Linked DNA regions of Homo sapiens: all the other regions are linked to region 4. A link is an interaction called in ENCODE POLR2A ChIA-PET data of the cell type or tissue named here. Cell type or tissue: K562. All regions are shown on one strand.

Region 1 (5,000 bases), 360 kb before region 4:
TCAGTTTTAAAACACTGTGTCTACTAGTCATGAATATACGATTATTTTTTCAGTTTTAATAATCAAAGATCACACACACATACACACATACACACACAGCTGGCTCATCAGAGTATCTAACTGGCTTAAGATTGGTTTGTAAATGTCACATCTCAGATTCTACAAAAAGTGTGTTTCAAATTTGTTAAATCAAAACACAGGTACCATTCTGTGACATAAAAAAAGGATATCACAAAGTGATTTCACAGGTTGTTTGTTTCTTATTTTTATGGTTAAATATTTGCATTTTCTTATAAGGGCTCAATTCATTCTAAAACATCACTACTTATATTCTACAAAAAAAAAGTGTTTCAAACTTGTTTAATCAAAACACAGGCACCATTCTGTCACATGAAACAGCACAACACAAAGCATTTTACCAGATAGCTTTTTTCTGGTTTTTAGGAGTGGATATTCGTTTTTTGTTTGTTTTTTTACTAAGGGCTCAATAGGCTCAGAAATGTCACTTCTTAGATTCTACAGAGTGTTTCAAACTTTTTGAATCAAAACATGGTTATCATTTTGTGACATAAAACAGCACATCACAAATAGTTTTCAAAGATAGCTCCTTTCTAGTTTTTAGAATCTGATATTCATGTGTACCTATAAGGGCTCAAATGCTCAGAAATATAACTTCATAGATTCTGCAATAAGTATGTTTAGAAACTATTTCAACAAAACAAAGGTTCAATTCTGTGATAGAAAACACATCACAAAGGATTTTCACAAAAAGCTTGTTTCTCATTTTTATGGCTAAATATTTGCATTTTCTTATAATGACTCAATAGGTTCAAAACATCACTTGTTAGATTCTACAGAGTGTTTCAAACTTGAATCAAAACACAGATTCCATTCCATGACACAAAGCAGCATATCACAAAGCATTTTCACAGATAGCCTTTGCTTGTTTTTAGGACTGGATATTTGTATGTTTCTATAAGGGCTCAAGTTTGAAAATGTCACTTCTTAGATTCAAGAGTGTTGGAAACTTGTGTGTTGTTCAACTCAAAACACACGTTTCATTCTGTGACATAAAAAAGCACCTCACAAAGTGTTTTTGAGACAGTTTCCAGTTTTAAAACTGGGTATTTGAGTGCTTCTATAAGGGCTCCATAGGCTCATAAGTGTCACTGTTAGATTTTACAAAAAGAGGGTTTGGAAGTTGTTTCATCAAAACACAGGTTTCATTCTGTGACATAAAATGCAAATAACAAAGTATTTTCACAGATTTTTCCTAGTTTTTGTGGCTGGATATTCATATTTTCTTATAAAAGATCAACAGATTTGTAAATGTCACTACGTAGGTTCTAGAAAAAAAAGTGCTTTGAACTTGCCAAATCAAAACACAGGTATTATTCTTTGACATAAAACAGCACACCACAAAGCGTTTTCACAGCTAGCTTGTTTCTAATTTTTATGGCTAATATTTGAATTTTTTATAACGGCTCAATAGGTTCTCAAATGTCACTTTTTAGATTCCATAAAAAGAAAGTTTCAAACTTGCTGAATTGAAACCCCAGTACCATTCTGAGACATAAAACAGCATATCAGAAAGCGTTTTACCAGATAGCTTGTTTGTAGTTTTTAGGATTGGATATTCGTATTTTCCTGTAAGGGTTCAATAGGCTCCAAAATGTCACTTCTTAGATTCTACAAAAAAGTGTTTTGGAAGCTGTTTCATCAAAATGCAGGTTCCATTCCATAACATACAACAGCATACCACAAAGTGTTTTCACAGATTGCTTGCTTCTAGCTTTTAGGGCTGAATATTCGTATTTTTTAATCAAGTCTCAATAGGTTCAAAAACTTCACTTTTTAGATTCTACAGAGTGTCTTGAACTTGTTGAATCAAAACATATGTATTATTCCGTGACAAAAAGCAGCACATCACAAAGCATTTTCACAGATGGCTTGCTTCTAGTTTTTAGAACTGGATATTCATATGTTTCTATAAGGGCTCAATAGGGCCAGAAATGTCAACTATTAGATTCTAAAAAAAAACCTGTTTGGAAGCTGTTTCATCAAAAGGCAGGTTCCATTTTTATGACATAAAACAGCATGTCACAAAGCGTTTTCACCAAGAGCTTGTTTCTAGTTTTTGGAACTGGATATTTGTATGTTCCTATAAAAGCTCAATAGGCTCAGTAATGTCACTTCTTAGATTCTACAGTGTTTGAAAGTTGCTTTGTCAAAACACAGGTTCAATTCTGTGATATGAAACCACATCACAAAGCGTTTTCACAGGTAGGTTTTTTCCTAATATTTAGGACTAAATATTAATATTTTATTATAAGGGCTCAATAAAAATAGAAAATGTCACTTCCTAAGATTCTACAAAAAGAGTGTCTGGAACTTGTTGACTAAAAACACAGGTTCCATTCTGTTACATAAAACAGCATGTCATAAAGCATGTTCTCAGCTAGCTTGTTTCTAGTTCTTAAGACAGGATATCCATATGCTCCAATAAGGGCTCAAGAGGCTAGGAAATGTCACCTTTTAGATTGTATAAAAAAGTGAGTGGAAGCTGTTTCATCAAAATGCAGGTTCAATTCTGTGATATAAAACAGCACATCACAAAGCATTTTCACAGAGAGCTTCTAATATTTATGACTAAATATTTGCATTTTCTTATAAGGGCTCAATAGGTTTGAAAATGTCACTTCTTACATTCTACAAAAAGTTTTGAAAGTGTTGAATAAAAACAAAGATTCCATTTTGTGACATAAAGCAACATGTCACAATGCAATTTCATAGCTTTTTTTCTCATTTTTAGGACTGGATATTCACATCTTCCTATAAGGGCTCAGTAAGATTGGAAATGTCACTTTGTTAGATTCTACAAAAAGAGTGTTTGGAACTTGTCAACTCAAAACACAGGTTCCATTCTGTGACATAAAACAGCACATCACAAAGTGTTTTCACAGATATCTTATTTCTAGTTTTTAGGGCTGGATATTCATATTTTCTTATAGAAGCTCAATAGGTTTGGAAACATCACTTCTTACATTCTACCAAAAGAGTGTTTCAACTTTGGTGAATCAAAACACAGGGACCAGTCTGTGACATAAAACAGCACTTCACAATGCATTTTCACATATAGCTTGTTTCTAGTTTTTAAGACTGAATATCCATATGTTCCTATAAGGGCTTAACAGGTTTGGAAATTTCACTTCTTAGATTCTACAGAAAGAGTGTTTGAAAATTCATTCTGTGATGTAAAATAGCACATAACATTGCATTTTCAGAGATAGGTTTTTCTTCTCATTTTTAGGAGTGGATACTTGTATGTTCGTCTAAGAGCTCAATAAGCTCAGAAATGTCACTTTTTATATTCTAGAAAAAGTGTTTAGAACTTGCTAAATCAAAACGTAGTTTCCATTTTGTGACATAAAACATCACGTCACAAAGCATCTTCAGAGATAACTTGTTTCTAGTTTTTGGGGATGGATATTTTTACTTTTTTAATAAAAGTTCAATAGGTTTGGAAACAGCACTTCTTAGATTCTACATCAAGAGTGTTTTGAACTTGTTGAATCAACACAGGAACCGTTCTGTGACATAAAACTGCATGTCCCAAAGCATTTTTACAGGTAGCTTGTTTCTAGTTTTTTGGGACTGGATTTTGCATTTTTTTTGTAAGAACTCAATTGACTTGGAAATGTCACTTCTTAGATTCTACAGAAAGAGTGTTTGGAAGCTGTTTCATCAAAACTCTGGTTCCATTATTTGATATAAAAAAATACATCACAAAGCATTTTCGACAGATAGCTTGTTTCTCGTTTTTAGGGTTATTCATATTTTTTATAAAACTCAATAGGTTTGGTGACATCACTTCTTAGATTATACAAAAAGAGTGTCTCACAGTTGTTGAATCAAAACACAGGTACCATTCTCTGACATAAAACAGCATATCACAAATGGTTATCACAGATAGCTTGTTTCTAGTTTTTAGGACTGGATTATGTATATGTTCCCATAAGGCCTCACTGCCTTAGAAACATCACTTCTTAAGAGTCTACAAAAAAAGTGTTTGGAAACTGTTTAATCAGTATACAGGTTCAATTTTGTGATATGAAACAGCAAAAAGTGTTTTCGCTGATAGCTTGTTTCTAGTTTTTATAGCTGGATATTTGTATTTTCTTATAAGGGCTCAATAAGGTCAAAAACGTCACTTCTTAGATTCTACAAAGAGTTCAGAACTTGCTGAAACAAAACACAGGTTCCATTCTGTGACATAAAATAGCACATCACAAAGTGTTTTTACAGATAGCTTGTTTCTAGTTTTTATTACAAGATATTCATACGTTACTGTAAATGCTCAATAGATTCGAAATGTCACTTCTTAGATTCTACAAAAAGAGAGTTGGGAACGTGTTTTTATCAAAATGCAGGTTCAATTCTGTGTTATAAAACTGCACGTCAAAAAGTGTTTTCCAAGATAGCTTGTTTGTAGACTTTAGGACTGGATGTTTGTATGTTCCTATAAGGTCACAATAGGCTCAGAAATGTCACTTCTTAAGATTCTACAATAGTGTTTTGAATCTGTTTCATCAAAACATAAGTTCATTTCTGTGATATAAAGCATCACATCACAAAGTGTGTTGACAGATAGCTTGTTTCCAGCAGTTAGGGCTAAATATTCATGTTTTCTTATTATGGCTCAAAAGGTTTGGATACATCACTTTTTTAGATTCTACAAAAAGAGTGTTTGGAACCTGTCTCACAAAAACACAGGTTTAATTCTGTGTTATGAAACAGCATAGCAAAAAGTATTTTCAGTCAGGCATGGTGGCTCACGTCTGTAATCCCAGCACTTTGGGAGGCTGAGGCAGGCGGATCACGAGGTCAACAGATCAAGACCATCCTGGCCAACATGGTGAAACCACATCTCTACTAAAAATACAAAAATTAGCTGGGCGTGGTGGTGCACGCCTGTAGTCCCAGCTGCTAGGGAGGCTAAC
Region 2 (5,000 bases), 1.5 Mb before region 4:
CACCCTCTCCCCCGAGGTGTGGCAGCCACAATGTCTCCAGGCGCTGCCACACATGCCCTGGGAGCAGAATCACCTCCAGTGAGAACTGATGGGTTTGAGGAAGGATCTGACTGAGGTCAGCTCAGGCCTCATGGTATCTGTAGAATTTGGAATCAGGGTCCCAGCACAGCCCCTGCCTACTCCCAACCCTGCTGTCCTATTTCCCTGGCCCTCTAGGAGGGAGGCATGTCATGGTATAGACAGCAGGTTCAACACGAAGTGCCCAGGGCCTGGCCTGCCCCATGGTCTCAGGCAAATGCCCTCCGGCCCTGAGCCTCCACTGCCCGGGGAGGGAGCCCCACCCTGTGCCCCATTTGAGTCCCTGGGGCTTGGACCACACATCCTCACTTGCCCACTGGGACCATCTAAAAAGCCTTCCTGGGCCACCTTTTTGCCCTGGGAATCTCCTAAGTGTGTGCACACTTGTGTGAATGTATGCATGAGGTGTCAGCATGCCCGGGTGCCTGTGTATATGTGTGTATATATATGCATTTATACACACGTACATGTGTGTGGGGGGGACAGCCATCAAGATCTGGGCTGAGAGCAGCTCCAAGGAAAAGGACACGCAGGTTCCATGCACACCTGTCCCCCCAGGGCAGGGTAGGCAGTGACTCCACGGGTGGGAGCCTCCAGGCCACGGCTGTGCCTGAGCTAGGAACTTCCCTGTCTAGCACAGTGCCCAGAACACCCAGGTGCTCAATTAAGATTCATTTAATAAATCAATGAGTGGATCTTAAACACCTGGTTGTATCCTAGTGTTGGCTGCGTTTTTATGAATCTCTGAGGGCTCCTTCAGGGTCTCCGTACTCTCACTTGGAGACAGTTGGGTCCAAGGAACCCAGGGCTGTCAGTTGAGCCTGCCTTGGTGCCCTGAAATGCTACCCAAGTTCAGCAAGTCTGCTGCCCATGGTGCACATACACGTAGGGTGGGGCGACCTATGACACCCCCTCTCTGCCCATCATGAATGGTGGAGTCTTTGGGGAAAGCACCCCAGCTGCCCCTGCAGGTGCCTCCTACTGTGTGCAGATGCCGCTCCCTGCTCCACAAGAGGAGAAGAGGTGAAGGGAATGGTGGGTCCCTTGGGCAGCGCCACCCATCCACCCAGCCTGCCAGCCGTGCTCATGTTCTAAGGACAATCTTGCTACTATGAGTACCAGGCGGCCTGTAGGGCCCAGGGAGGCTGCTAGGGCAGCAGGGCCCATGACAGCCCCACCCAGTGTGAGATGCTTGTGCCGGCGTGGGTGGGAGCACTGTGTCTCGTTCTGTCCACATGGTTTGGAAAGCCAGGAGGAAAAACAGCACAGGCAGGAAGGCAGAATCTGGCTCTCCCTCCGTGTTCTGAAGGGCGGGGCCGCTCAGGGAACATCTGGCTCAGGGCATGGACGGGGTGGGGTGGAGACAAGACTCAGGATGAGGCACTTCTCCTTAGACTAAGAATCTTCTAGAGTCCTGAATAGTGCTGATGGCATCAGACAGGGATGGCTCAGAAATCAGCCAAGTCCATGCAGAGAAAACGAGAGAGCAAAGGGCAGGGCCTGGCCTGGGGCTATTTATAACTCAGGGCTGTGCTTGTGCCAGTTATGGGAAAGGACGTGAATGCAGGGAGGGCCATGGAGGCAGGCAAGGAGGCTGGGGCGGGTAGGAAGCCGGAGGTAAAGGGAAATTGGAAAAAGAAGTCAGTGACATGGAAGGAAGGCCCTCCTACCATGACCCTACCTAGGTGGGTACAAACACAAAACTTGAGGCTAAATAAAAGCCAATAAAGAACCCACAAAACAAACTGGGCTTGTGACAACCAAGCAGGAAAAGCCAACAGAGAACAGGTGAATAAAACTGTTGTCAGCTGGCTACCAGGCCCACGGGTGAACTGAGGGCGGGAGCTGGAACTGAGCTTCAGGACAGGGCAGAGTGCAAAGAGGCCCCTTCTAGTCCCTCCTCCTAGTCCCCCTAATCTGGGGGAGCCCAGTGGTGATCAGGGTGCAAAACCCTTACTGCGAGGGGCAGGCTGCTCTGGGCTGGGAGTGTGTAGCTAGCACAGCTGCTGGAGAAAGGACCCTCTTGCTCTGGGCAAGGGCAGGTTTTCATTACCAACAGACTGGACATTGTCCTGCGGCCCAGCCGGCGAACACCCCAAGAACCTGGCCCTCAAGGCATACCAGAGGGCAAGGGGCTGGCCTCTGTACAGGGTCCTGGGGCTGCAGGTTGTCGCAACAGGCCAGCCTGTGTGAATCCTTCCCACAGCACCCCGGGCAAGGGGGTGCCTGGCCTCTGTCCAGCCTCTGTCTGCACTACGAGTGGGTATTCACAGAGAAGACCCATGCCACAGGAGTCCACTGACACCCCAAAGACTCAAGATCAGCATCTGGGACCAAATGAGGGGTGGGTGGCGTGCAGGAGGAGAGGGATGAGCAGCCTGATGCCCATTTCCCACTGGATGGTCAGGATCAGGGTGCCTCTGGCCTCAAGATCACCATGCTCCCTGGGGGAAGTCAGGTGTCCTAGGAAGCGACAGCCATGTCTTCAAACCAAAGATCAGAAATGAAAGATGACATTTGCATGGCTTGTTGCATGGCTGGCAGGGAAACCAGGAAGTCAAGGCTATGCTTGTCTCCAGAGCAGTGAAGGGTACCCGTCCTGGGGCCCCAACCACTGGGAAGAGCACCAGAAGGTTTCTGGAAAGGAGCTACACACAGTTCTCCTCCAATCAAATCCCCTCCTCTTCAGACCAGCTCTGGGCCAAGGGGCGTGCTTGGGATTGGAAACTCTGGACCTGACAGGCAGAGACGTGCAACCTCCTGCAGGATGTGCACCACGAGAAACATCTACAGCTCCTGTGAGGGCAGAAGCAGGGAGCAGGGGTCGGGGGACCAGGATCTGGAGTGGCTTCACAGAGGAGAAGCCCTGGACTGAAAGGTGAAGGCTGTACTCCAAGTCAGAGCCAGGTGTGGGTGGGAGGCCCCCACCCCCGGACAGGGACTGGGGCACTGAGTGGGCAGATCAGCTTCCTTTCGGGGCCAGGAACTGCATCAAGGACTGGCTGGGTGCAGATAGCCCTCAAGAATGATGGAAAGAAATTGCCTTTCTCAAGTTCAGCACTTAGCCTACCTGAACTTGGTCCTTCTTTGTACCAAACCACGCTCACAATGCAGCAAGAAAGGGGTGCACCAAGAAAGACAAGACAGTTGAGGGAGGGAAAGTGTGCCCATTGAAGAATCAGGAAGGCTTCAAACCCTGGAGCTGTGTGGCCCAAGCAAGTTACTTCACCTCTCTGAACCTCGGCCTCCTAGTCTGTAAAAAGCTGACACTCGACGTGGGATAGGAAGCTACCTAAGGCAGCAGCCTGTGTGTGCTGCACGGAGCAGGTACATGTTACCCACTGGCTTCCTCTCCCATCCTCTCGGTTCAGAATGAGAAGCCTGCCCAGCACCAAGGCCTTCAGAAATCACAAAAGTATATACGTAAGCAGCAGTCCCAGGCGTGCAGCTAACATGTCAGCCCCAGAAAAAAGCAGCTCAGTGAGAAGATACACTTCTGGAGCTTCCTTACAGAAATGGGGAAAAGTCCATCTCTCTCTTGCTCTTTTTATTTATTTTTTTATTATTATTTTTAAAGATAGGGTCTTGCTCTGTTGCCCAGGCTGGAGTGCAGTGGTGAGAATCACAGCTCACTGCAGTCTCGAGCTCCTGGACTCAAGCAATTCTCCCACCTCAGCCTCCTGAGTCGCTGGGATTATAGGTGTGAGCCACCATGCCAGGCTATGGTGGAAACCATCTAGAAATAAGCTAAGCAGAGTGCGGAAGTAATCTGTCATCAGGGACCAAAAAGACAAAAAGGAGCAACTGCCCTGGGGCAGTGATTTTCTCAGCCCAAGAAGTAAGGAACCCAAGAGGTCAAGTGGGGGGACATGCACCAATGGCAAGGGGTGAGCATCTGGGCCCCAGAGCATTGCTGAAGCAGCCCCCTGAGCTGTGGGACCAGCAAGAGGAATCAGAACTTCATGCAGGGCCGGGCGGTCCAGCACCATCCAGCCTGCAACCAGCCCGGGCTACGTTCTCATGTGAGGGGGGGCGTGGGTCCACTGCTTTCTTGGAGGGCATGGCAGAGCATCTACTGAATGTGCCGCTACTCACTAGCCATGAGACCTTGGGGAAGCCACCACTGGACTTCAGTTTCACCTTTGTAAAGTGGAAGTGACAGAAAGGCCAAGAATTATTAATGAGGGTCAAGTGAAAATTCACAGGAAAGGCTCTGGTCACATGGATGGAGCCATCCTCAGCACACGCTTTGGTAAAAGGGAGCAAGAAGGCTATGAAGCAAAGGGACCCAAGCCCAGACACCACCTGGCTCAGGAGTGTTGCCGGCGCCACCACGCAGGTCTTGGTGGTGGCCTCTGGTGCTGACATTCTCAGCCTCAAGACCACATGCTGCCTGCCTCCTCCACGCTCAGTTCAAAGCATCCCCCGATCTCCCTGATCAACACATCTGGCAGGCTGTCTGTGTACCACATGTAGAGATGAGGAAGGAGTTTTTGGTGACCCACTCGCTTCCAAACCATTGGCTGCTCCACCACCTACCTGCTACATACCCCTGAGCATGGGGCTGCGCTTCAGGGAGCCTCACCTGGCCCTCCTGCCACACGTACACCATGGGGACTCACCGCTTTAGTGGACTCCAGGGCTCCCGAGACCAGCGCATCCCGGCTGCCCCTGCCCTTGCTGCTGAGGTGGGGCGATGAGGAGGGCGAGTCATCAATGTAGGGCAGCCCATCTTGGTGCCGGCGCTGCTCCTCTGCCCGGTCTGCAGCGCAGCCGTATCCAGGTGGTGTTCCGAACGAGCCATCTGTGTGTGCAAAGAAGCATCCTGTGTTAGAGACAGAGAAGGGAGCATCCATACTCAACCCATCCCAGCAAGCACCCAGCTGACACCATCTCTGTCCCCAACAGGCATCTCACAACGA
Region 3 (5,000 bases), 1.1 Mb before region 4:
TGATTCAAAAAGTACAGAGAACTTTCTGGAGTCTTAGGGAGATGTCAGTGCTTTACCTTAAAGCACAGTGACAGGCCCACAGGCTGTTGTTAAAGAACAGGGTCTCTGGGACTGGAAGACTCAGGTTCTGCTCCTGGGTCAGGCACTTTCTAGTTCTGACATCGGGCAAAGTCCTTTTCCTTTCTTTGCCTTAGCTTTCCCATGTGTCAAAATCTGTATCACAGATTCTCCAACTGGAAATGGAGAGATAATGACAATATTTGGCTCATGGAGTAGTTCGTATTGAGTGATTTAATAAATATGAATTGTTTTGAAGAGTGCTTGATATGTATTAAACACATAAGAATGAATAATTAAACATTATTCCTTCTCCTATTTCAACCCTAATCATTATCCTTATTCTTATGATAGTACAAAGGTAGTAAAGATAGAAGCAGATAACTTAGGAAAACAGAAAAGTTTTGAGTTGGGACATTTGACACAACCCTTCCTTGCAACACTAAATGCACATGTACACATATGTACACACATACACACATGCACAATCTACATGGCTCACACACGGCACAAATTGTGCCCAACCTTGCAGCCTACTGTCCTGTTTAGTAGGCTTTCTGTTGCAGGGACCAAGACTGGTTCTCAGAGACATCACTAGGATGTGTCCTAGTAGGACTACAGCAAAATCCCTTTGTTGTGTCCAGGCGCTGTGATGCATGTTACTCCCCCAGTTGCTTCTCTAGAGCTGGCCTGGCTTGTGACTTCCTGGTTCTATGAGAAGGCACCCAGTTCCACAGAAACTGTCAAGATGATCTGCACAAATTTGGCAATCAGTTTGTGATCTGTGACTGTTCACGGTAGGCAGTGTAGAGGCCTGAATGGGCAGGTGAGGATTGCTGGTCAATAGGGCAGTGCTGGTGCCACCGAGGAGAAGAGGCCCTGGGAGCAGAAAGCAGGGGCACCTCACACTATTTACTCCAGGTTATTCCATTGAGGCACAAGGGGGTGTTTAATGGGCTCTTAGGATGCAAAGTTCATAGCAGAGCTGAGCTAGGCTTAGGACAACCAAAAACTGTCCCTGGGGGAGAGAAACTGATAAGCTTAGTGTCCCAGGAAGACTTGGTCAGGGAGGCAGCTGCACTGAGCCCCGTGCACTGAAGAAGGGGTCTTGCCTCACTTACAGCCCGGCTGGGAGCCCATGGGAGAAACTCTTACCCACATATCAGAGATTTGCTCACTCTGGTGATGGTCAGAGAGCATGGGTGGATCCTGGACATTCAGGGAATATTGTCAGCTGGTGGCTAATATAACTCGTAACCCACCGTGGTTTGATTCTGTGGAACCAGCATGGGCATCTACTTGGGGTGATTGGGAAGGTGAAGGAGTCCTTCTTTAAAAAGCAGAGGATGATGTCTCCCATGTCAGCATGCAAAGGATGAGAAGGACAGCCAGAAAACATGTCCCTCAAGGTGGATGAAAGAGACGTCATTTTTCAGAGGGCCTGGGGTCCTTCTGGGCTGTCAGGTAATGCCCCACCTGAGAGGTTGGTGGTGCACATCCCACCTGCAGAGCCCCAAGGAGAGGCCTGAGTCATGGCAGACACACTGTTAGGAATTTGAATTTCAGTCCCCTCAAATTTGTATAATGAAGTCCTCACTGCAAGGACCTCAGAGTGGGATTTTATATTTAAATAGGGTGATTACAGTTGAAATTAGTTAAGAAAAGGTCATACTGCAGCAGAGTACGTACCCAATCCAACACGACTCATGTCCTTATAAAAAGGGGAAACTGTGACACAGACACGCACATGAGGAATACTCCATTTGAATGTGAGGCAGAGATTGGGGTGATTTCCCTCCATGGCAGGGAACAGCAAACACCTCCGCAGCCAGCAGAAGCTGGGAGAGGCATGGAACAGATTCTCCAGTGCTCAGAAGGAGCCAACCCTGTAGATACCTTCATCTTAGATTCTAACATCATCTGCAGAATAGTGAGAAAATACATTTGTGTTCTTTGAGCCATAGGGCTGTGCTACTTTGCTATGGCAGCCCTGGCAAAATAATACAGACACCCCTAGGATCTCTGTGTTCAGGGCACCTCCAGTAGGGCTGGGCTCCTTGTAGATGCTTTGGTCTCTGTTATCCACAATCCCCTGGTGAGGAGCCTTCCCATCCTGTGTTTTCTTCCCCTAAAGTGTCTGAATTTTGTTTTCAAGGAGCCTGTCGCAGCCCTCTAGGCAGCAAACAGTGTCTCCAGTGACCTTAGACCCGTCTCTCCAATGTCTTCCCCCTCTGGGTGCTGCTGGGATCTCTAACCAGACTCAGAAGCCACTCTCCAGCTCCTGCCGGTCAGTGGAAGAATGAGGCCCTGGGCAGGGAGAGATGGCCAAAGATCCCTGGGCCAGAAAACCTTAAACACCCTTCAGATGAGCTCAGCTGCCCCTTCCCACCCGCTTACTACATCACTCTCCCGTGGATGAAGTTGTAGCCCCTGGTTCTGCAAACCCCTCTGCTTTCCTCTCTGGTTGACGTCACATTGAAACAGTTTCTGAGACATTGGAAAAGATGGCAGTAAAATGCCCAGGGATGCTCTCCTCAGTTCCTAGAACTCGATTTTAAGTCACTAAGTCTTTCTTGTCCCTAAACTTCTCAAACTCTCTGCACTGCAGTTTCTCCATCTGAGGTCCAATTTTCATGAATGACATCAGCAATAATTGCTGCCAACTCATGAGCAGCTAGGGTGTGTCAGGCTCTGTGTTAAACACTTTGTAAATATGATCATTAAACTCCTGCAGTATTTTTAGGAAAGAACTTGCTTTCTGTTTCCAATTGATTTCTGCACACACCGGCTCATCTTCACCTTCTGTCAGGAGTGGAAGCAGTTTGAGGTCTTCACTGGATGCAGATGCCCACTGTTGAACTTTACAGACATCAGAAGCATGACCCAAATAAACCTTTGCTTCTTTACAAATTACCCAACTTCAGATATTCCTTTTTAGTAAAAGGGACTGAGACACATTAGTGGAGGAGAAATAGGTCACTTATGCTTCTCAGAAGGTGCGTTATGTAGGTGAGTTTCAGCTGTGCATGAGTGAGGAGGGTGCATAGGAGCTAAGCCACCCAAAGTGTGTTCCTTGGAGGACCAGCATCAATCAACCTCAACTGGAGGCTATTTGCCATGGAGAATCTGGGGCCCCATTCAAACCTGCAAAGACTGCATCTGCAGCTTAACCAAACCCTATATGGTTTTTGTGTACCCATTGAAATTTCATATGCTCTGGGCTTAGCCACAATGGAAAATCTCACTTCCTCTGCTTTTGACAGCAAGGTCTTGTCTCCCTGATGTGCTTCCTGGGCCACCTGGGTTTTGTGGTTGACTGTCCTGCCCTCATTTAACTGAGCTGGATTCAGGTGCTACATGCTGTCATGATGCACAAGAAAGTTTTAAGAACAGATGTTTTTACAATCCACGTGGGTGGTATAGGGAGGAGACAATGCCCCAGTGAGTTGTCGAGAGAGAAACAGATGGTTCATGTCATTTGCCTTGTTTCCATTCAGCTCCAGTTATTCTGGACTTTGTTTATTTCTCAGACCTATTGAGCCATCTTCTGTGTTCAAGCGTCTATGAGTTTTTAAGTGAAACTTTTTCTGTGTGTAACTCACCTCCTTATCCAATACCTACCTAAATCCTAGTTATCCTTTCAGATGTCTGTACTTACCACTTGCCAAGGAAGTGGTCACTGACCACCAAGTCTCTGACACCAAATTACAATCTTTTAGCATTTATGGCTAAGTATATTCATGGTTGGACATGACATATCCAGTTTGCATGAAGTAGCACCCCATCCAGTAGCACCACAAATCGTGCCTTTTATGATGCTTTAACAGGAATGGGAAAACAACAGGAAGTCCTGTCTGCGTACATGAAAACATTTGATGTGACTGTTGAAATAACCATGTGGTTTTATTCTTTAATAGGGAGCATTAAAATAATTAATTTCCATAGGTTAAGAATCCCTTGAATATTGGGGATGAATACTAGTTAGTTATGGTGTTTAATCCTTTTTATATTTTGCTAGTATTTTGTTGAAGTGTGGTTGTTTTGCATCTGTTTTCATAGAGGCTGTTGTGCTCCAGTTCACTTTTCATGTCTTTTGTTTTTGTATCAGCATACTTCTGGCCTCATAGAATGAGCTGCTCATGTTCCCCTTTCTTATATTTTTGGAAGGGTTTATGAATAATTATTATTAATTCCTTAAACAGTTCATAATATTCATCAATGAAACCCTTCATGCCTGGGCCGTTCTTTGTGGGAGGTTTCAATGACTAATTTAAACTCTTGTTATAGTGTTAATCAGACTTTCTATACCTCCTTGAGCCAGTTTAGTAGTTTTTATGTTTTTAGGGATTTTTTCTTTTCATCTAATTTTTGGTATGCAGCTTTTCACAGTGTTCTCATATAATACCTTTTATTTTTCAATATCAGTGTTCAGAGGATGATATCATTGTTTATTCCTTCCATATCTCATGCTGGAAGATGAACTCCACTGTAGGAGGTGGGCCTAGTAGGAGGTGTTTGGGTCATGAGGGCTGACCCTTCATGATTGGCTTGCTGCTGTCCTCATAATAACGAATGAATTCTAACCACTAGTTTAAACAAGATCTGGTTGTTTAAAAGAGTGTGGCACTTCCCCACTCTTCTCTCTCTTTCTCTTTCTTTCTTTTTTTCTTTCTCTCTTTCTTTCTTTCTCTCTTTCTTCTTTCACTCTCTCTCTCTCCCTCCTTCCTCCTCCCTCCCTCTCTCCTTCCCTGCCTCTCTCCCCCCCCGTCTCGTCTCATCTCTTCTCTCTCTCTCTCTTTCTTTCTTCCTCTCTCTCTCTCTTCCTTCCTTCCTCTTCCTTTTGTTTTGTTTCTTTCCTTTCCTTTTTTGCTTCTTTCCTTCTTTCTTTCTTCCCTCCTTCCCTCTCTTCCTTTCCTTTCCTTTCTCTCTTTCTTCTTTTTGTT
Region 4 (5,000 bases):
CCTATTGCTGCATTAAAAAAACACTCCAAAACTCAGGCTTGAAATAACAGCCATGCATTTGTTCATGAGTCCATTGGGCTGGCACAGCTGGGTAGTTCTGCTGAGCCCACCTGGGTTCAGCCATGCACTGCAGTCATCTGCTGGCTCCCTTCACCATCCCTCAATTGTGGTGGTTTAACGTCTTAACAGTTGGTCCTTCCTACAGTTGCCTCTTTATCCTAAAGTAGACTAGACTCAGTGGCTTCTCATGATGGCAGAAATATTCCAAAAGAGCAAGAGCCTATGCTGCAAGGTCTCTTGGAACCAAATCTCAGAACATCACTTCAACAGTTCTACCATGTTTTTTTGTTGTTGTTTTGAGACAAGGTCTTACTCTGCCACTCAGGCTGGAGTGCGGTGGCACAGTCTTGGCTCACTGCAACCTCCGCCACCTGGGCTCAAGCAATCCTCCGCCTCAGTCTCTTGAATAGCTGAGACCACAAGTATGTGCCGCCATGCGTGGCTAATTTTTTTTTTTTTTTTTGAGACAGCGTCTTGCTCTGTCTCCCAGGCTGGAGTGCAGTGGCACGATGTTGGCTCACTGCAACCTCTGCCTCCCAGGTTCAAGCGATTCTCCCACCTCAGCCTCCTGAATAGCTGGGATTACAGGTGCGTGCCACCACACCTGGCTAATTTTTGCTTTTTATGTATGTATGTATTTATTTATTTATTTATTTTCGAGACAGAGTCTTACTCTGTCACACAGGCTGGAGTGCAGTGGCGCGATCTCGGCTCACTGCAACCTCTGCTTCCCAGGTTCAAGCAATTCTCCTGCTTCAGCCTCCCGAGTAGCTGGGATTATAGGCACATGTCACCATGCCCAGCTAATTTTTGTATTCTTAATAGAGACGGGGTTTCACCATGTTGGCCAGGCTGGTCTCGAACTCTTGACCTCGTGATCTGCCCACCTTGGCCTCCCAAGGTGCTGGGATTACAGGCGTGAGCACCGCACCCAGCACTGTTATTTTTCTTTTCTTTTTTTTCTTTTTTTTTTTTTGAGAGGGAGTCTCACTCTGTCACCCAGGCTGGAATGCAGTGGTGCAATCTCGGCTCACTGCAGCCTCTGCCTCCCAGGTTCAAGCAATTCTCCTGCCTCAGCCTCCCTAGTAGCTGGGGCTACAGGCGCGCACCGCCACACCTGGCTAATTTTTTGTATTTTTAGCCAAGATATTGGCCATGTTGGCCAGGATGGTCTTGATCCCGTGACCTCGGGATCCACCCGCCTTGGCCTCCAAAAGTGCTGGGATTACAGGCATGAGCCACCACATCTAGCCAGTTGTTTTTATATTTTTAAGAAAACATACATAAATTCATTCATTCAGTGGATAGATTTGAGTGTCTGTTTGGTGCCATCAAGGCTTCTAAGGCCCTGGACATACATAGTACCAGCAATAAGAGGGATTAAGAACCTGTTTGGAGATGGGAAGTCTGAGGACTCATTAAAAAAAAAAGAGAGAGAGAGCTTTCTTACAGAACTGATAGTCTAGATTTGTCAGGAAATGAATGGAAGACCTCAGGGAACTCAAGAGATTAAAAAACTTACAAGCTAGAATTTTTAATGAGAGTTCACAGAAAAGGAAGATGAAACAGCTCTTAAATATATAAAAGGTACTCATGTTTACTCATTATACAAGATACAAACATTGAAAAGTCAGTAATTCTTTTTTTTTTTTAACGCCCTCCTCAACAGAGTAGCAGACATCAAAGTTTGACACCCTACTGTGTGGTCAAGGCTGTGGGGAAAAGGGTGTTTTCGGAGAGAGCTGGTGGAGTGTAAACTGGTTGAGTCTCTGTAGAGGACAGTCTGGCAATTCTGTCACATGTCTTTTGTTCCAGCAATTCTGGGTATTGAACTTTTAGGTCTGCCAACCAAATGGGGGAGTGGCATTTAATTTGTTTTTCTGTAATTAAGAGTGAGATTGAAATTTTTTCATGTTTGTTGGAAATTTTTGATTGCTGTATCCCTTAAACCGACACTATTGTAGATTTTTCTTTAAAGGAGTCTTAGCTTACGATTCTCTCAAATGACTTCAGTGAGGGAGAAGAAATTATTATTCAGCAGATGGTACTGGGCTAGTTGAATAGCTATTTGGAGGAAAATCAATTTAAATCATTACACATCAAAATGAATTCTAAAAGAATTGATACTTATTTAAAATTTATATCATGAGAAACTAACAATAGAGTATTCAGTATTTTTCTGATCTCTGCATGGAGAAAGACTTCCTATGTTTTAAAACAAACATCAAGGAAAGAGAGACATATAAAAGTTTAAAAGCTAAATAAAATTAGATTAGGTGTGGACAATAGGTCTAAAATGTTCTAAATTGAGTAACACTGGACCTTCTCCTAACTGTTCTGTAGAAGGCAGCAAAGTACAGTGGTTATACCCGGTGCTCTGGAGTCCGCCTCCTGAGTTCAAACTAGGGTTCTGCTACTTGGATTTTTGACTTTGGACAAGTTATTTAAGCTGTTTCATGATTTCCTCAACCCTAAATTGAGACAATTGTAGTTCCCACCTCATAGGATAATTAAAAGAGTTAAGGAATTATTGTTAACTTTAGATTCATTATTAATATTATTAGTATCTAAAGAGCAGAGACAAATCTAAGACCACAGTGTATAAATAAATGAGCAAAGGACAAGAACACACAGTCTACAGGAAATACTGAGATGAGGAAAACTATAGGAGGAGCAGTTTGGGTGACAGCAGTTGAGAATTTGGTTTAGTCTGTGTTTAATTTAAGGCACCTGTTAGGCATTAGAAACAACCTAAGTGCCAAATGTTAATCAAATGGCTGAGTAAATTATGAGACATCTACTTAAAGGAATATTTTAAGGCCGCTAAAAGTGATTTTTTTTACAAAGTTTTGATAGTGGGGGAAAATGCTAATGAACAGTATTTACTAAGGGAAAATAAAACAGCATTTGTCATACATAATATGATTTCAGCCTTCTACAAGAAAATGCATAGAAAAGAATTCAACAACATATGTGAAAAGATAAGCAGTGGTTACCATTGAATGATGGTGCTTGGGGAGCAAGGGAATGTGGGTGAGTCATTCACACAGACCAGAAGGCCGGGTTTGGTGGGTCAACCGTCTGAGGTCTTTTCAGTTCCACAGTTCCACATAACAAGAACTTACTGGCCCAAGAAAGAGCTTTATTGGCTCTGATAACTGAAAAGTTCAGTCACATGTGGATTGATGGGCACAGACACTGTGTCTAGAATCTGGACTTCTTTATCATCCAGTTTTGCCTTGCTCTGGGCTGTCTGTCAGTCAGCCTCTCTTTTCATGATGAGAGTAAGACACTTGACCTGATCACTGCAGCCAGGACTTAGGCTGACTCTCATCACCTCTTTGTGCTCAGCTTGGATGCCATGCCTATCCCTGAGCAGTCACTGTGGCCAAGGGGACTCAGGTGAATATGGCCCAGTGAGTGTCACCATTCCCACAGCACAGCCCAGGAGCGTGGGCAAGCCTGAGCGCTCCCCTATAGCAAACACTGTTGGATGGATTAGAGGGGCAGTGGATGCTGGTGGGCACAACCAGCAGGTGATCCCGAGAGTGAGGGAAGATAAGGAATTCTATTTTCTCCCCCCCACCCCCCCCCTTTTTTTTTTCCTGAAGAGACAGGGTTCTCCCTCTGTTGCCCAGGCTGGAAGGCTGGAGTGCAGTGGCACAATCACAGCTCACTGCAGCCTCGAACTCCTGGGCTCGGGCAAGCACCGTGCCTGGCTAATTTAAATAAATTTTGTAGAGATGGGGTCTCGCTATGTTTCCCAGTCCTGTCTTGAACTCCTGGACTCAAGGGATCCTCCTGCCACTACCACACCCGGACCCCCCCCGCCCCCCGTTTTTTTTTTTTTTGTTTTTTGTTTTTTTTTTTGAGATGGAATCTCACTCTGTCGCCCAGGCTGGAGTGCAGTGGCGAGATCTCGGCTCACTGCAAGCTCTACCTCCCAGGTTCACGCCATTCTCCTGCCTCAGCTTCTGGAGTAGCTGGGACTACAGGCACCCACCGCTATGCCCAGCTAATTTTTTGTATTTTTTAGTAGAGACGGGGTTTCACCGTGTTAGCCAGGATGGTCTTGATCTCCTGACCTCGTGATCTGCCTGCCTCAGCCTCCCAAAGTGCTGGGATTACAGGCGTGAGCCACCACTCCTGGCCCCCACTTTTTTTTTTTAAATTAAAAAACGCAATTTCTATAAGAAGTCTGTCTCCATTTCTCAGATAACCTAATGTTTGAAAACCTTGCAGACTTTATTACACATATAGATACATACATTGATTGTAAATGGAATCATAGGCTATATATTTTATTACCTACACAAACTTGGATTTATTGATCTACAGCTTGGTCACCCTCAGCTCAATATAGCTTTGGGAGGTATTTAACCTGTGGTCTTTTAAATCTTGCAAGAGATTGAAAAGATAGAAGAATGAGATTGTGGCCGGGTGCGGTCACTCATGCCTGTAATCCCAGCACTTTGGGAGGCCGAGGCAGGTGGATCACTTGAGCCCAGGAGTTCGACACCAGCCTGAGCATCATGGCAAAACCCCGTCTCTGCCAAAAATACAAAAATAAGCCTGATGTGGTGACACACACCTGTAATCCCAGCTACTCGGGAGGCTGAAGTAGGAGGATCGCTTGAACCCAGGAGGTAGAGATTGCAGTGATCTGAGATCAGGCCACTGGATTCCATCCTGGGCAACAAAGTGAGACCCTGTCTCAAAAAAAAAAAAAAGAAGAAGAAGAAGAAGAAGAGTGAGATTGTGAGAAGTTGGAGAACACAAACCTTCAGCCAGTGATGGAATAGGGACAAAGAAAAGAAACTAGTGCCATGTGATATCACAGAAGCAGAAGATGGCATTTTGAGAAAGTAGGCATGCACAACAGTGTCCATGCAGCAGAGAGGTCTAGCAAGATATAGATTGGAAAATGTGGGTTGATTTTC
Region 5 (5,000 bases), 78 kb before region 4:
CCTTTAGATTTGCTTTTTTTCTTTCACTTCTTGAGGCTCCCACACTGAAAGGTGCCTAGGAGCTCATCCAGTAGCTGCGCTGTCTCTGCTCCCTCTAGGAAAGGCCACCTGCCTGAGCTTTGAAATGGCCCACACCGTACCAGAAGGAAGAAGAGAGATTCCAGGAGGATTCAGACGTTACCCAGGCTTTCTGGAAACTGAGCAGAACCACAGGAGGAGAAAGCTATAGGCAGCTGAACAAAATTTATGTGTTTCTATTTCCCCTGCTATAACATGAAAGGACTGGGCTCTGTCTGTGGTTTTCAAATCTCCTCCTCTCTTAGGGGCTTCAGGCCTCACCCCAAATAGGGAAACTTCACATACAGCATTCTCTCCCCTAATCCCTGTTTTTTCTATTCTTTGCTCTTCTCTTATCTACCTCCTTCCCCTCCCGTTTCCCTTCTTCCTCTGCCCTTAGTCTTTTTTCTTTTTCTTAATTTCCTTTTAGTCATTATCATCTTCAGTTCACATAGGTAGTAACTATTAGGGTTAGCAGGGCAAGATCCCATTTGGAAAAAGGATTTGATTGCTTTGAAAATGATGTTGGGCAACCCACAGGATAGATGGTCTCCAAGGTCCCTCCCAGATTCTCAGACTCAAGGCAGGCCCTGGGGTTTGAACCTATGGCCAGTAGGAGCTGGATAGCAGGTGTCTGCATGGATAATATGCCATGATCAACTGACTAATGTTAGTTGCAAGCCTGCCTTGCTGGTTTAAGCTTCATTCTCATTCTTGTCTTTTTTTTTTTTTTTTTTTTTGAGACAGAGTCTCACTCTGTTGCCCAGGCTGGAGTGCAGTGGCGCGATCTTGGCTCACTGCAACCTCTGCCCCCAGGTTCAAGCAGTTCTCCTGTCTCAGCCTCCTGAGTAGCTAGGATTACAGGTGCCTGCCACTGTACCTGGCTAAGTTTTTTTTTTTTTTTGTAGTTTTTAGTAGAGATGGGCTTTCACCCTGTTGCCCAGGCTGGTCTTGAACTCCTGACCTCGTGATCCATTCGCCTCAGCCTCCCAGAGTGCTGGGATTACAGGTGTGAGCCACCGCGCCTGACCGTCATCCTTGTCTTTGAGGTATTATATTTTGCACTTTACACATAAGGGAACTGGGTGTCAGGTAACTCGTTCAGGGTTCACAGCCAGTAAGTATATTGCAGAACTGAGATGTAAATTGAGATTTATGCAGACCCCAAATCCTGTGACCTTTTTTCTTTTAACTACTATAGGCTTTTCTCTGTTATACCGAGTTACCTAGAAACGTACTTCCTACAGCCTGGGTTCCTGAATGGATTAGCCCTAAAGTATAAAATGATTATGCCATTGCAGACAGACCTGAAGAAGAGGCTAGAAAGGATTAGAGTTAAAGTAACTTTGTTTTTTGTTTTTGTTTTTTCTTTATCTCCAAAGGATCTGTCATCTAGCAACTTAATTTTTATCAGGAAGCAGTATTGATTTCTTCCCATTCCTTCTAGTTACCTCTACCAGTTTCTTGATTTTCATTCATTTAATATTATTAAACACGTACCGGATTATGTGCTAGGCAGTAGGAACAAAGTAGTGAACAAAAGTTGTTCTTACTCTTTGGTGTTTACAGTCCAACAGGGCAGTAATAACATTTACTGAGTATGGTGAGGTGTGGAGTGCCACTGGATGATATAAGATATTCTGAGTAGTCATGAAGGGTTTCCGGGAGGAAGTGGTGTTTAAGCTGGGACCTGAAGGAAGACTTAGAGCTAGCTGGGTAAAAGGTAGGGTAGAGTGCTGGAATGTTTTAGGCACTACTTTGTAGAGACTGCATTATAGAAAATGAAAAGTTTATGATTAAGATCTGGGGGCCTTTGTCATATTACTGCAAGGATAGAAAGTGCAGTTAAAGCTTTAGGTATAGTTGGAACCAGGAACTGGAAAATAGACCAACGTAGCTACCTCCCTCCCTCTTTACAGTTACAAAAGCTTCTTGTACCCTACATCTCTCAGCAGCTGGATTTTCCCCCCTCTTTTCTCTTTTGTCACTTCCCCATGCACTCAGCAGAGGAGAGCTGACCCTAGCTCCCTGAAGGTATGTGTCTTCAGGTTTTTTGATGACCAGAGGCTGAGAACACTCTGAATCCAATTCCAAGTGGAACAGAATGTGTAAAAACACTGTTAGGGAGATCATTCTGCACAGAACAGCTCACTCCACCTGGCCTTTCCAGCCTGGGAGAGTGTCTGCCTCTGGTCTAGTCAGCTGAGGCCCAAGGTGGGGTCATTTATTAAATAAAGCTGCATATCTCGGAATGTCTAAAGGGCAAGGTGGGAATTGTCAAAAGGGGTCTCATTGATTTCTGACTTGTTAGGTTAAAGTTCTTGGTACTGTTTTCCCTGTCATTCTCCAGGGAGTGTGTATCACTCTCCGGTTTTTACAGATGAGGAAAATGAAACAAAAGTTGGGTAACTTGCCAGTCACAAGTAAGGGGTCAAAGGATTGTCATGAGTATTAAATAAAACAGTATACTTGAAGTCCTGAGCACTTGGTACCTAGTTAATGCTCTGTTATTCCTTTGAAGTAAACAGGGTTGACAAGATGTGAATCCCCCTTTGTCTCGGTCTCTATGTAAAGCAGCATGTGCAGAAGTACAAATATTTGGCTTGGTGGTCAGATGACTTTACAATGGTATGGAAGTGATACACATGCAGTAGAAACCTTACTTCCGAGTACCCACGCAACTGTTCTGTTTTTCATTTTCAGTATAGTATTTCATACATCATATGAGTTACTCAACACTTTTATTATAAAATGGGCTTTGCGTTAGATGATTTTGCCCAACTGTAGGCTAATGTAAGTGCTCTGAACATGTTTAAGGTAGGCTAAGCTAAGCTGTGATGTTTGGTAAGTTAGGTGTATTAAATGTATTTTCAGCTAGGCTGGGTGCAGGACTCATGCCTATAATCCCAGGACTTTGGGAGACCGAGGCATGAGGATTCCTTGAGCTTAGGAGTTTGAGACCAATCTAGGCAACATAGTGAGGCCTTTTCTGTACTAAAGGTACTAAAAATTAAAAAAAAAAAAAATTAGCCAGGTGTGGTGGTACGTGCCTATAGTCCCAGCTACTTGGGAGCCTGGGGCTGAGGATCGCTTGAACCTGAGTGGTCAAGGCTACAGTGAGCCGTCGTCGTGTCACCGCATTCCCGCCTGGCAACAGAGCAAGAAACTTTCCCAAAAAAAACAAGCATTTCACCTTATGAGGTTTTCCATTTATGAAGGGTTTATTGGGATGTAAGTCCATAGTAAGTCAAGGAGCATCTTTATATAGTTAGAATAGGGACAGTCAAGTGTTTCATGCATAATCCAAATCTTCAGGAGGCAACATCAAGGTAACCCGAGTTTAGGGATATTCTGCAAAATAACTGGCCTGTAAACCTCAAAATTAAGTCAAGATCATGGAACCAAGAAAACACTGAGGAATTGTTCCACACTAAAGAAGTGTGCAGAAACATGGCAACTCCATGTGGTTCATGATTCTGAATCGGCATGATTGGCAAAACTAGAATGTCTGAAAATTAGATTGTAGTCGTGTATCTGTGTTAATGATTTTATTTTTATCTTCTTTTTTTTTTAACTCTTCTTTTTTTTGGTATTTTCTTTTTTGTTTTGGTTTGTCCTTCCTTTTTTTTGTTGTTTTTTGTTTTTTGTTACAAACCCTTGTGTCGATAGCTGACTGCTCTGCTGTATACGAAACCCTGACCCAGAAACAGGTTGTCTGTGAATGGTTTAGCACAGGTCCCCCGTGAATGTGCATTGTGTGACGGGCAAAAGTGTGGCCGCCTTTCTACTGTGCCAAGTTTTCCAGCATGAGAGGCTTTCCATATCTGGTCCTCAGATATGTGGTGTGAATGAAGGGGGGACCAGCTATCCGAGGCCAACCGAGGCTCCACAGTTGGCTGCCATGTCATTTTGCCTGGGCGGGATTCTGACTTAGAGGCCTTTGGTCATAATCTGACAGGTGAGCGTTGACGATTTTGATGGTAGCATTTTGTTTGTATGGGAGAATAGTCTAGTTTTGTTTGTTGGAAATAGTCACTAAAGTATTGGGGGATAATGAGAAAGAAATACTGGCAAACTTACTCTCACATGCTTCAGAGACTAAAAGTTTGATAAGCTAGATATAGAACTTTTCCTATGGTTTGAGATATAGTTCCTTTTCTCTAAAGAGTTGTCGGTGAGTCCCTTTCAGAAACGTACTTGAGTGAGGATGTGTTGAAATTTGTGGGAAGCTGTGAAAGGCAGCTTTTAGCCTACCAAAAGAGGACTGGCCTGGAAGGCAAGAGACCTGAGTCTTGGTCCCTGCTTCTGATGACATGTCACATGGGCATGTGCTCGTCACTCTGCTTCTGCAAGTTTTTGTGTTTCTCATCTGTGGAGTTAAGGGATTGGGATGGTCTCTAGGGTCTCGTACAGCTCTAATATTGTCACCGCCCTCAGGAACATTACATGAAATTAGCATATATGCAATATATTAAGATTCATGTGTGGATTGTTTCCCAGTTACTAGCGCTGTCTTTAATGTAATTTACCTCAGAAATCTCTGGATAATCATTATTGAGATATAATGAAATAGGGAAAAACTTGAGGTTAAAAACTAGTAAATTGATTTACTTCAACATTAAAAGCCCACAATTAAACCCTTGAGGAAAATGACTATTTTTATTTTTTATTTTTTGCTCTGCAAGTAAGGTTGGAACTTCGTAATACTGTATGACAGTAGTCGTTTACCTCACGAATTAGATTATTCATGTGTGTTTGACTGAAGAGAGTTTTTACCTAGTGACTGGAATGAATGTTAATGCTGCTATTTTGGCATTGGAAAAAAAAGGTGTAATGAAAAATGTCAAGTTTGAGAGAGAGAGAAATACTTAAATAGAACTGATTTAAAAGCAATTCTGAAAAAGAAAGAACTTGGCACAATCTTTCTATGAAAGCAAAGACTT

Evidence for each region. Peaks named below come from ENCODE experiments on the same cell type or tissue, not always from the same donor. Only the 100,000 strongest peaks of a DNase experiment are listed, where the experiment ranks them.
Region 1: POLR2A ChIA-PET joins it to region 4 with 9 read pairs; 2 of 35 experiments call an interaction of 5 or more read pairs at or near these places.
Region 2: POLR2A ChIA-PET joins it to region 4 with 6 read pairs; 1 of 35 experiments calls an interaction of 5 or more read pairs at or near these places.
Region 3: POLR2A ChIA-PET joins it to region 4 with 6 read pairs; 1 of 35 experiments calls an interaction of 5 or more read pairs at or near these places.
Region 5: POLR2A ChIA-PET joins it to region 4 with 6 read pairs; 10 of 35 experiments call an interaction of 5 or more read pairs at or near these places.

The regions. Positions count from the first base shown.
Region 1 is chr22:22,134,973-22,139,972 of GRCh38, reverse strand. It overlaps IGL. Among named protein-coding and RNA genes, the nearest start is that of VPREB1, 110 kb to the left of the region's middle. In K562, no CTCF peak of the experiment used is centred here; no DNase peak of the experiment used is centred here.
Region 2 is chr22:23,253,681-23,258,680 of GRCh38, reverse strand. BCR (BCR activator of RhoGEF and GTPase) reads right to left here. Exons shown (of 23, transcript NM_004327.4): 2 at 4,701-4,882. Among named protein-coding and RNA genes, the nearest start is that of LINC02556, 70 kb to the left of the region's middle. RefSeq lists an enhancer at 784-1,440. In K562, no CTCF peak of the experiment used is centred here; DNase peaks (open chromatin) are centred at 973, 1,365, 2,544, 2,979 and 4 weaker places.
Region 3 is chr22:22,864,253-22,869,252 of GRCh38, reverse strand. The region is part of intron 2 of LOC105372948 (a long non-coding RNA gene); the gene reads left to right. It also overlaps IGL. Among named protein-coding and RNA genes, the nearest start is that of MIR5571, 20 kb to the left of the region's middle. In K562, no CTCF peak of the experiment used is centred here; DNase peaks (open chromatin) are centred at 1,006, 2,178 and 2,685; H3K27me3 peaks cover 1,950 bases.
Region 4 is chr22:21,777,262-21,782,261 of GRCh38, reverse strand. The region is part of intron 6 of MAPK1 (mitogen-activated protein kinase 1); the gene reads left to right. Among named protein-coding and RNA genes, the nearest start is that of YPEL1, 44 kb to the right of the region's middle. In K562, a CTCF peak has its summit at 2,402; DNase peaks (open chromatin) are centred at 185, 2,451, 2,779, 3,101 and 1 weaker place.
Region 5 is chr22:21,855,274-21,860,273 of GRCh38, reverse strand. The region is part of intron 1 of MAPK1 (mitogen-activated protein kinase 1); the gene reads left to right. Among named protein-coding and RNA genes, the nearest start is that of MAPK1, 9.9 kb to the left of the region's middle. RefSeq lists an enhancer at 3,931-4,432. In K562, no CTCF peak of the experiment used is centred here; DNase peaks (open chromatin) are centred at 343, 2,173, 3,825 and 4,433.